Regions from separate parts of the Homo sapiens genome. Here region 2 is linked to region 1. A link is a contact called in ENCODE Hi-C data. All regions are on one chromosome and are shown on one strand. The core of a region is the stretch at or near the end of the contact, and the rest is flanking DNA. Distances in the headings are between cores, read along the strand shown. Region 1 holds the start of THSD1 (thrombospondin type 1 domain containing 1). Region 2 holds the start of NEK3 (NIMA related kinase 3).

The links. Hi-C counts contacts between places; a loop is a spot of excess contacts on that map. Pooled maps may share reads with other maps.
Region 2: a loop to region 1 is called in a pooled map, with 4 times the contacts of the local background. The contact joins the promoter of NEK3 here to the promoter of THSD1 in region 1. A Hi-C loop is called at or near these places in 4 of 50 pooled maps.

Annotation. Positions count from the first base shown.
Region 1 is chr13:52,404,058-52,408,690 of GRCh38, forward strand. It overlaps THSD1 (thrombospondin type 1 domain containing 1), which reads right to left and starts at 2,115. Exons shown (of 5, transcript NM_018676.4): 1 at 1,974-2,115. RefSeq lists a silencer at 2,045-2,204.
Region 2 is chr13:52,157,775-52,162,407 of GRCh38, forward strand. NEK3 (NIMA related kinase 3) reads right to left here and starts at 1,823. Exons shown (of 16, transcript NM_002498.3): 1 at 1,769-1,823. RefSeq lists silencers at 1,510-1,619, 1,700-1,759, 3,520-3,814.

The DNA of each region.
Region 1 (4,633 bases), core at 865-3,364:
CCACCTCAGGCTTCTGAGTAGCGGGGATTATAGGTGTGCACCACCACGCTTGGCTAATTTTTGTATTTTTAGTAGAAACGGTGTTTCACCACTTTGGCCAGGCTGGTCTCAGATGTCTGGCCTCGTGATCTGCCCACCATGGCCTCCCAAAGTGCTGGGATTACAGGCGTGAGCCACCACACCCAGCCCACAGTTAATCATTTTAATAAGCAAGTATATTATATTCCAAATACATGTTACATCTTTTCAGATAAGAGCACAAATTAGTGGAATTAAGAAGACTGATTGAAATAAGCCAGAATTCAATGGAAGGGAAACTGGTGTGTCTTATTAGCTTTCTTTCAGCAAGAGCTGCTGAACAAAGGAAATACTGTACTTCCTGAAAGGGAAACAGAGATTTGAAGTGTAACTATGCAGATTAGGGCTCCTTCCTCTTCCCCGCCACCCCCACCCAAAAAAAAGAAAAGAAAGGAAAGAAGAAGAAAATTGTTTTGGGTGGAATTAGCCACAGACTTGACCCAATTCTTTCCTCGAACATGGACTGGGAAACCTGGGCAAAGTCAGCCAGTAAGATCCTTGCAGAACACATCACATCACTTGGGCAAGTGTGAGCACTTAAGACAATTACAATGCTTCTTTTAAGTCACTGAGACCTGGTAACCAAACTAAGAAGAAGCAAGCTCCCAAAAGTTGAACTGGCTTCTCTCAGATTTGTTTGCTTCCACGACAATAACATTTTTATTTTTGAAGCCCCAAATCATTACTGATTTAGTGATTATAACACATTTTCTTTCTTATGAAAATGATCGGTAAAACATAGAATGGTGAGACAATCTATATTTAGAGCTGAATGGAAAAAGACTTATAAAACAGACCAGCCTACTTGTCAATCATAATATGGAATATGATCATAACATTAGTCATAATATGTCTCTTTAATTTCTTTCTACCTTGCTTATTTTCTTTCAACATGTTGTTCTCAATACCTCGACTGACTTCTTACAATGTTTGCATTGAGAATTGTTCTAAGAAATTAAGAACTTAGATATATTTTATACACATTTGAAAATACTTCTACCTAGCATTCTTGTATGTAAACTTTAGAGACAAATTCTAAATGCATCAGCTGAGAAGGTGGGGAAAAGTTGTGAATATTCTCAATGGCTAACAGCATCACCCAACCTGAGACCCCATGTTTTTGCTGAAACCAGCTAGGACAAACGCTTCTAAATCTCCCTTCATAGCTGCAGAAAAAGTAAATGAATTACACTAATGTCCATGGGACCAATGATTCGTGAAAGAATAAAATGGAAAACGAAGCAGTTATTTTGTCCCTTCTGACCAACATGCACATGCTTGTGTGTATATATACCAATAGTATTTATTGGGAGGAAATCTCTAGTTCTAAAGCAGCTCGTGTAAACAGGCTTCATTTATCTGTTCATTCGAGTTTGCTCTGCCCTGGTCCCACAGGTTGGGTGCAGCGTTCCTGGGACGCCCTGGCTCGCCCCATCTACTCAGCTTCCCAAATGCCCGCAAGCCCAGTTCACGCCTGGAAGTCTACCCCTCGCGTCGTCAGCTTAAAGCCCTCCTTAATGAGGACCGTCTTTAATTTAATTTAATCCTTGTATTTCATACTTTTTGTATATCAGAAAGGATTTCTTTTTGGAAAGAAACAGTAGCTCAAGACGCGATTTTTCAAGGTTCTGTGGCCAGTCTCAGTCACTCGGCAACATCTGAGCCAAGGCAGAGCCAGGTTCACTTAAATTCGGGACTCCGAAGTGTGGAGACCAATACCCCTTAAAAGCGTCCCCTGGGGCCGAGGCGGGTGTGGGGAGGGGCCGCCACCGTCCACCTGCGCCTTCAGGCTGCGGTGAGGTGGCAGAGTCCGGAGGCATTTCCCGACCCCAGAGGAGCCTCCAAGAGTCTCGCGGCACGGGCGCGAACACCAGGATGCGGAGGGCGCTTCTTACCTTTCGAGACTGACGGGCAGCAACCCCAGGCCGTCCGGGCGCGTGGCGAGGCGGACGGGAAGGCTCAGGGGCGGCGAGGTAGAGCGCCAAGCATCCCGCGTCCCAGACTGCACGCCCTGACCCCGCGGCGTTCGGCTCCCACAGCCCCGCGGGGCCCGCCCCCGACGGCGTGGGGAGGGCGGGCGCCGGGAGGGCGGGGGGCACACGGGACCGGGCGTGGTCGGTTCCCGCCCCTTCTGGGCAGCGCATCCTTTCCTGCCGGTCCCCAGCTCGCCAGCTGCTGGACAGGAAACAGGCAGGAAACGCGCGGCCAGCCAAGGTCCTGCGGGAGGGGGTGCGGCCCCGGCAGACGCAGGTCCCCTCAACACACACCCGCATCCACAGCACACAGCCGGACCAGGGGTTTAACGAAGGACGAGCGAGCAATCTCCTGACACTTCACATTCAATCACTTCTACTCTAGTGTCATTTTCTTCAGGGAGACCACAAAAATAAGTCCTTGAAGCGGCACAGCATGTGGGCTGTAAACTTGCTTTCCCAAATGTCACTGAAGAGTTTCAAAAGAACATAGTTCAGGTAAAGTGCATCTCCATTTTCTTTCCCTGGGGTCAGAATTGGTATTAAAAATAACTAAACATTTTAAAAACTCTACTCTGCAAGTGTTAAAGTTCTTTTTATAGGAATGTGAATTAGTTCAGCCACTGTGGAAAGCAGTTTGGAGATTTCTCAACTAAAAACAGAAAGATCATTCGACCCAGCAATCCCATTACTGGGTGTATGCCCAAAGGAAAATAAATCATTCTGCCAAAAAGACACCCGCACTATGTTTATCACAGTACTATTTACAATAGCAAAGACATGGAATCAACCTAGGTGCCCATCAACAGTAGACTGGGTAAAGAAAATGTGGTACATACACACCACGAAATACTAAACAGCCATAAAAAAAGAACAAAATCACGTCCTCTGTAGCAACATGGATGCAGTTGGAGGACATTATCCTAAGTGAATTAACATAGGAACAGAAAACCAAACACCGAATGTTCTCACTTATAAGTGGGAGCTTAAACAACGGGTACTCATGGACATAAAGATGGCAACAACAAACACTGGAGACTCCAAGTCAAGGGAGGGAGAGAAAGGGGCAAGGGCTGAAAAACATCCTATTGGGTACTGTGTCCGGAATTGGTGGGTTCTTGGTCTTTCTGACTTCAAGAATAAAGCTGCGGACCCTCGCGGTGAGTGTTACAGTTCTTAAAGGCGGCCTGTCCGGAGTTTGTTCCTTCTGATGTTCGGATGTGTTCAGAGTTTCTTCCTTCTGGTGGGTTCGTGGTCTCGCTGGTTCAGGAGTGAAGCTGCGGACCTTCGCCATGAGTGTTACAGCTTTTAAGGCGGCGCGTCTGGAGTTGTTCGTTCCTCCCAGTGTGTCCGTAGTCTCGCTGGCTTCAGAAGTGAAGCTGCAGACCTTCGCAGTGAGTGTTACAGCTCATAAAGGCAGTGTGGACCCAAAGAGTGAGCAGCAGCAAGATTTATTGCAAAGAGCCAAGGAACAAAGCTCCCACGCTTTGCAAGGGAACCCCAGCGGGTTGCCACTGCCGGCGCGTGCAGCCTGCTTTTATTCTCTTATCTGGCCCCACCCACATCCTGCTGATTGGTTCATTTTACAGAGAGCGGAGTGGTCTGTTTTGACAGGGCGCTGATTGGTGCATTTACAATCCCTGAGCTAGACACAAAGGTTCTCCACGTCCCCACTACATTAGCTAGATACAGAGTGTCCACACAAAGGTTCTCCAAGTCCCCACAAGAGTAGCTAGATACAGTGTCCATTGGTGCATTCACAAACCCTGAGCTAGACACAGGGTGCTGATTGGTGTGTTTACAAACCTTGAGCCAGATAGAGTGCCGACTGGTGTATTTACAATCCCTTAGCTAGCCATAAAGGTTCTCCAAGTGCCCACCAGTGAGGAGCCTAGCTGGCTTCACCCAGTGGATCCCGCACCGGGGCTGCAAGTGGAGCTGCCTGCCAGTCCCGCGCCCTGTGCCCGCACTCCTCAGCCCTTGGGTGGTCGATGGGACTGGGCGCTGTGGAGCAGGGGGTGGTGCTCGTCAGGGAGCTCGGGCCTCACAGGAGCCCATGGAAGGTGGGGGAGGCTCAGGCATGGCGGGCTGCAGGTCCCGAGCCCTGCCCTGCTCAGGGAGGCAGCTAAGGCCCTGCGAGAAATTGAGCGCAGCGCCGGTGGGCCGGCACTGCTGGGGGACCCAGCACACCTTCTGCAGCTGCTGGCCCAGGTGCTAAGCCCCTCATTGCCCGGGGCCGGCAGGGCCCACCGGCCGCTCCGAGTGCGGGCCCGCCGAGCCCACACCCACCCGGAACTCGTGCTGGCCCGCAAGCACCGTGCGCAGCCCCGGTTCCCGCCAGCGCCTCTCCCTCCACACCTCCCCGCAAGCTGAGGGAGCCAGCTCCAGCCTCAGCCAGCCCAGCCCAGGAAGGGGCTCCCACAGTGCAGCAGCGGGCTGAAGAGCTCCTTAAGTGCCGCCAAAGTGGGAGCCCAGGCAGAGGAGGTGCTGAGAGCCAGCGAGGGCTGTGAGGGCTGCCAGCACGCTGTCACCTCTCAGTACTATGTTCATTATCTAGGTGACAGGATCAATAGAAGCCCAAA
Region 2 (4,633 bases), core at 573-3,072, 250 kb before region 1:
GGCAGCTATTATGATTATTAAAACCTTAGGGAAGTGATGCATTCTTTTTCATTGCAGGAAAAACACTGTAATGAATTTACTTGATTTTTCAAAAAGCTTACAGTGTTTGTTTTTTATTTTGAGACGGAGTCTCGCTCCTGTTGCCCAGGCTGGAGTGCAATGGTGCGATCTCGGCTCACCGCAACCTCCACCTCCCAGGTTCAAGTGATTCTCCTGCCTCAGCCTCCCGAGTAGCTGGGATTACAGGCATGCGCCACCACGCCCGGCTAATTTTGTATTTTTAGTAGAGACGCGGTTTCTCCATGTTGGTCAGGCTGGGCTCGAACTCCCGACCTCAGATGATCCGCCCGCCTCGGCCTCCCAAAGTGCTGGGATTACAGGCGTGAGCCACCCCGTCCGGCCCTAGTGTTCGTTTTTTAATTACACCACAAAGAATTATAAGGCAGAGAGAGCATGACAGGCAAAGCAAAAATCAAACTAAAACCTCTACTATAGTGACCTGTAAAAATTCCAGTTTGTATTACTGTTTATCACAGAATTACCAGGAAATCCTAGAAATAATTTCTTCATATAACCAAATCAGTCATACACATTGTCTTCGAAACAATGTTTTTCCAAGATCGATGAGGTCTTTTGAGTGTATATAGATGTGAAAGAAACAAGTCCTTTACTACTATTCTAACACCTGGTATTACACGGTTTAACATGGAAGCCAAGTTTCCCCATGATCTTATTCTTCGTTTCTTCGGGGCTTTATTCTATGCAATGGAGAGTAACTGAAAATTAAGAGCAACCAGACTTCTTAGCTGAAAACCACATTTGATATTTTCTGCCCACATTTGCCTGTTACTCAATATTACACCCATATGATCATTACAAGACCTGAATACACTCTGGACATGGCAAAAGTATATCGGCCCCTTCGCATGCCTGCAACAATACTTTTAAAAACCTAATAAAGTGATTTGCAAATACCCAGAAGTGGGATCACCAGTGAGATACGGGCTAAGTTCAGAAAGGTCCCTGAAACCACCTTTACAGATGTATAAGTAATGCGAGAAATCTAACATGACTGACTCCATCTTGCTTCTAACCTCACGGGCTAAGTTTTCACCGTGTTGTCGTTTTCTTATTCTAGCACAGAGGCTAGGATAACTGGGAGAGGGATTTCGTGTAAACTTCAAGACAAGGGAAACTGACCCCACCCCTTCCTGGGAACCAACGAAGCCGCCCCGAGTTTCAGAAGCTCTTGTGATTTCATCCCCAGCCGGTCAACTGTTTCAGTTCCCCAGCCCCCCGAAGCCAAAATGCCCTTTAAAACCCTCGCCCCCGAATTCTCGGGGAGACAGGTCTGAGACCCTGTTCTGGTTTGGCCAGCCCTGCGCTTATTAACTTCTTTTTTTGCTGCAACAGCGGTTCTCACTGGTTCTTTCCGGGCAGCGAGCGAGAAGAATCCGTTGAGCCGGGGCCGGCGCCCGCGGGGCAACTGCACCGCGGGGGAGCCCAGTCGCCCCGCTCACCCGTGAGGGCCCTTTCTCCTGGAAAAGCCGCTCCGCCCTGCTGACCCCCACGGCACCGCGCGCCCAGACCCCAAGGCGGCGAGGGACTTGCGGGTTTGCGGCGAGTGGTCCAGACCGCGGGGCGGAAGTGAGGGGCGCGGCCGCGCGTCCGGGGCGCGTCTACCCCTCGCTCCCACTCGGCTCCGCGCCGCGACCACGCGCCGCCCTCCTCGTTCTAGAGGCAGCCCGCCAGGGCGGGGACCACTCACCCGCTTCCCCGGCGACCCTAGTCCACTCCTTGGCCTGGCAACCGGCGGCTTCCGCGGGGCGGGCCCGGCGGGTCGTCTCTCGGGTTGCGGGTGAAGGAAGCCGCCTGGGTCTGGCGGGAGGCACTGTTCTTGGAGTAGCCGGGCCTACGAAGAGCACGTTTTAAAGCTGTTGTTCCACGTTGCGGTGGAACAGTGCTGTTAACATTGAGGGAAATTGTCCCCGACTAACTGAGTTCTGTCTGCAGGTTAAGTGAAAGCCTATGTAGATAAATTTCACGGGCACAGCACTCAGTGCTAGCTAGAACTTACTAGCTATGTGACCTTGGGCAATTGTGGAAGGCGGGATAATGCTTCCGCCTCAGGATGTCCACATCCTACTCCCTGGAACCTGTGCGTTTGTTCTCTTGCTTGGCAGAGGGGGTTAAGATTGCAGATGGAATTAAGGTTGCTTATCAGCGGACTTTAAAATAAGGTGACGATCTTGGAGTGTGTGCTTGGGTAATTACAAAGTAATTACAAGGGTTCTCTAAAGTGGAAGGGGCCCAAAAAGAAGGTCAGTATGAGAAAGCTATTTGAAGGTGGAGGAAGGGGCAACAGCCAAGGAATGCAGCTGGCCTCAAGAAGCTGGAAGAGGAGCAGGCACAGTGTCTCATGTTTGCAATCCCAGTGCTTTGGAAGGCAGAGGCAGGAGAGGAACACTTTAGCCCAGGAGTTCGAGATCAGCCTGGGCAACATAGTGAGACACTCGTCTCTACGAAAAATTAACTAGACATAGCGACGGGCACTGTGGTCCCAGCTGCTCGGGGGATTGGGGCAGGAGGATCACTAGAGCTGGAGAGGGCTCATGATCCCACCACTGCAGTCCAGCTTTGGTGACAGAGCAAGAACCTGTCTCCAAAAAAAAAAAAAAATATATATATATATATATATATATATATAAAGGAGGAGGTGGGAGGTGGAAAAGGAGGAGAAGCTAGAAAAGGAGGGAAAAACAAAAAACAAAAACCAAATTGTTCCCCAGAGCTTCCAGAAGTAACAGTCCAGCTGACCCCTTGATTTTTTTGTTTTTTGAAACAGGGTCTTGCTATGTTGCCAAGACTGGTTTTGAGCTCCCGGGCTCAAGCGATCCGCCCACCTCAGCCTCCTGAGTGGCTGGGACTACAGGAAAACCACCATGCACACTGACGCCTTGATTTTAACCCAGTGAGCTGTATTTCTGAACTTCAGAACTGTAAGGTAATAAATTCGTGTCGTTTTAGCCACTTAGGTTGTCACAGTTTGTTACAGAAGCCTTAGGAAACTAATACAGCAGAGTAACTAAATCCCTCTGTATAAAAGTATAGAACCTACCTCATAGGATTACTGTGAACAACATCTGGTTACCCTTTACTTGTAAGCGCTGAACGTGTTCATTATAACGTGTCAACCAGAGTCAGAGAGACCGAAATCCAAGTAAAGAAGTTTATTGGCAGTCTGAGAATTGCAGTTCAAGGAACACAGATTCCAGAAGCATTTGAATTGTGTCCTGACCAGCTATTTTTGGGTAGGGTTTTTAAAGGAAGTAAGAAGTCAGTTCTCACTAGTTCATCCATAACCTTCGTAACCCACTATTTTGATTGAAGATAAAGCGTTATCATGACAGTTCATTGGTTTCTAGGCAAAAGTCCTTGATTCAGGGGTTTGAGAAAAGTTCAGTCCTCAGCATGAAGTCCTTTTCATAATGGCAGCAATTTTGTCTGCAACATCAGCAAGTACATTCTGCAGTCAGGCAGTTGTAAAATGGCATTCAGGAACAAAATGGCTTTGCTCTGGCCAGCTCCAATTGCCTTCCTTCCACAATGTCAAAGTTAATGTACAACTATTCTGTAGTGTGGTGATAAGAGAAGGGAAATGCTACAAATCAACATTTACAACATCTGCACTGCTTTCTTTGTACTCTATACAAAGACTAGTTTCAATTAAAAACAAAGAAGGCCAGGCACGATGGCTCAGGCCTGTAATCCCAGCACTTTGGGAGGCCGAGGTAGGCAGATCACCTGAGGTCAGGAGTTCGTGACCAGCCTGGCCTACATGGTGAAACCCTGTCTCTACTAAAAATACAAAAATTAGCTGGGCATGGTGGGTGGCGCCTGTAACCCCAACTACTCGGGAGGCTGAGGCATAAGAATCATTTGAACCTGGGAGGCGGAGGTTGCAGTGAACCAAGATCGTGCCACTGCACTCCAGCCTGGGTGATAGAGCGAAACTCTGTCTAAAAAAAAAAAAAAAAAAATACTGCCCATGCCTGTACTCAGAATGCTGCTCTTGAGAACTGAGCAAAAGACAGATTTCTATCAGATTAAATTTGTGACAGCATCAGGGGAGAAGATGACAAAGGTGCTTAATGCTTTTCTTTCCCACCCAATGATGGCAGTCATGAAAGGGATTCTTTCCCTTGTTCCATCGGTGTATTAGTTTGCCAGGGCTGCTGTAACAGAGTCCCACAAGCTAAATGAATGGTTTAATCAAATTTATTATCTCATACTTCTGGAGGCTAGAGGTCCAAAATAAAGGTGTTGACAGTGTTGGTTTCTTCTGAGGGCTGGAACGAAAAGATCTGTTCCAGGCTTCTGTACTTGACTTGTAGATGGCCTTCTTCTCCCCCACATTGCCTTTCCTTTATGTGTACTGTCTCTGAGTCTAAATTTCCCCTTGTATAAGGACACCAGTCATATCAGATTGAGGGACCATCCTACCCCAGTGTGGCCTCATCTTAACTAATTATATCCTTAACAACCCTATTTCCAAATAAGATCACATTCTGAGGTACTGCACATTAGGACTCCAGCGTATATTTTGTGGGGGATGCAATTCAACCTGTAAGTC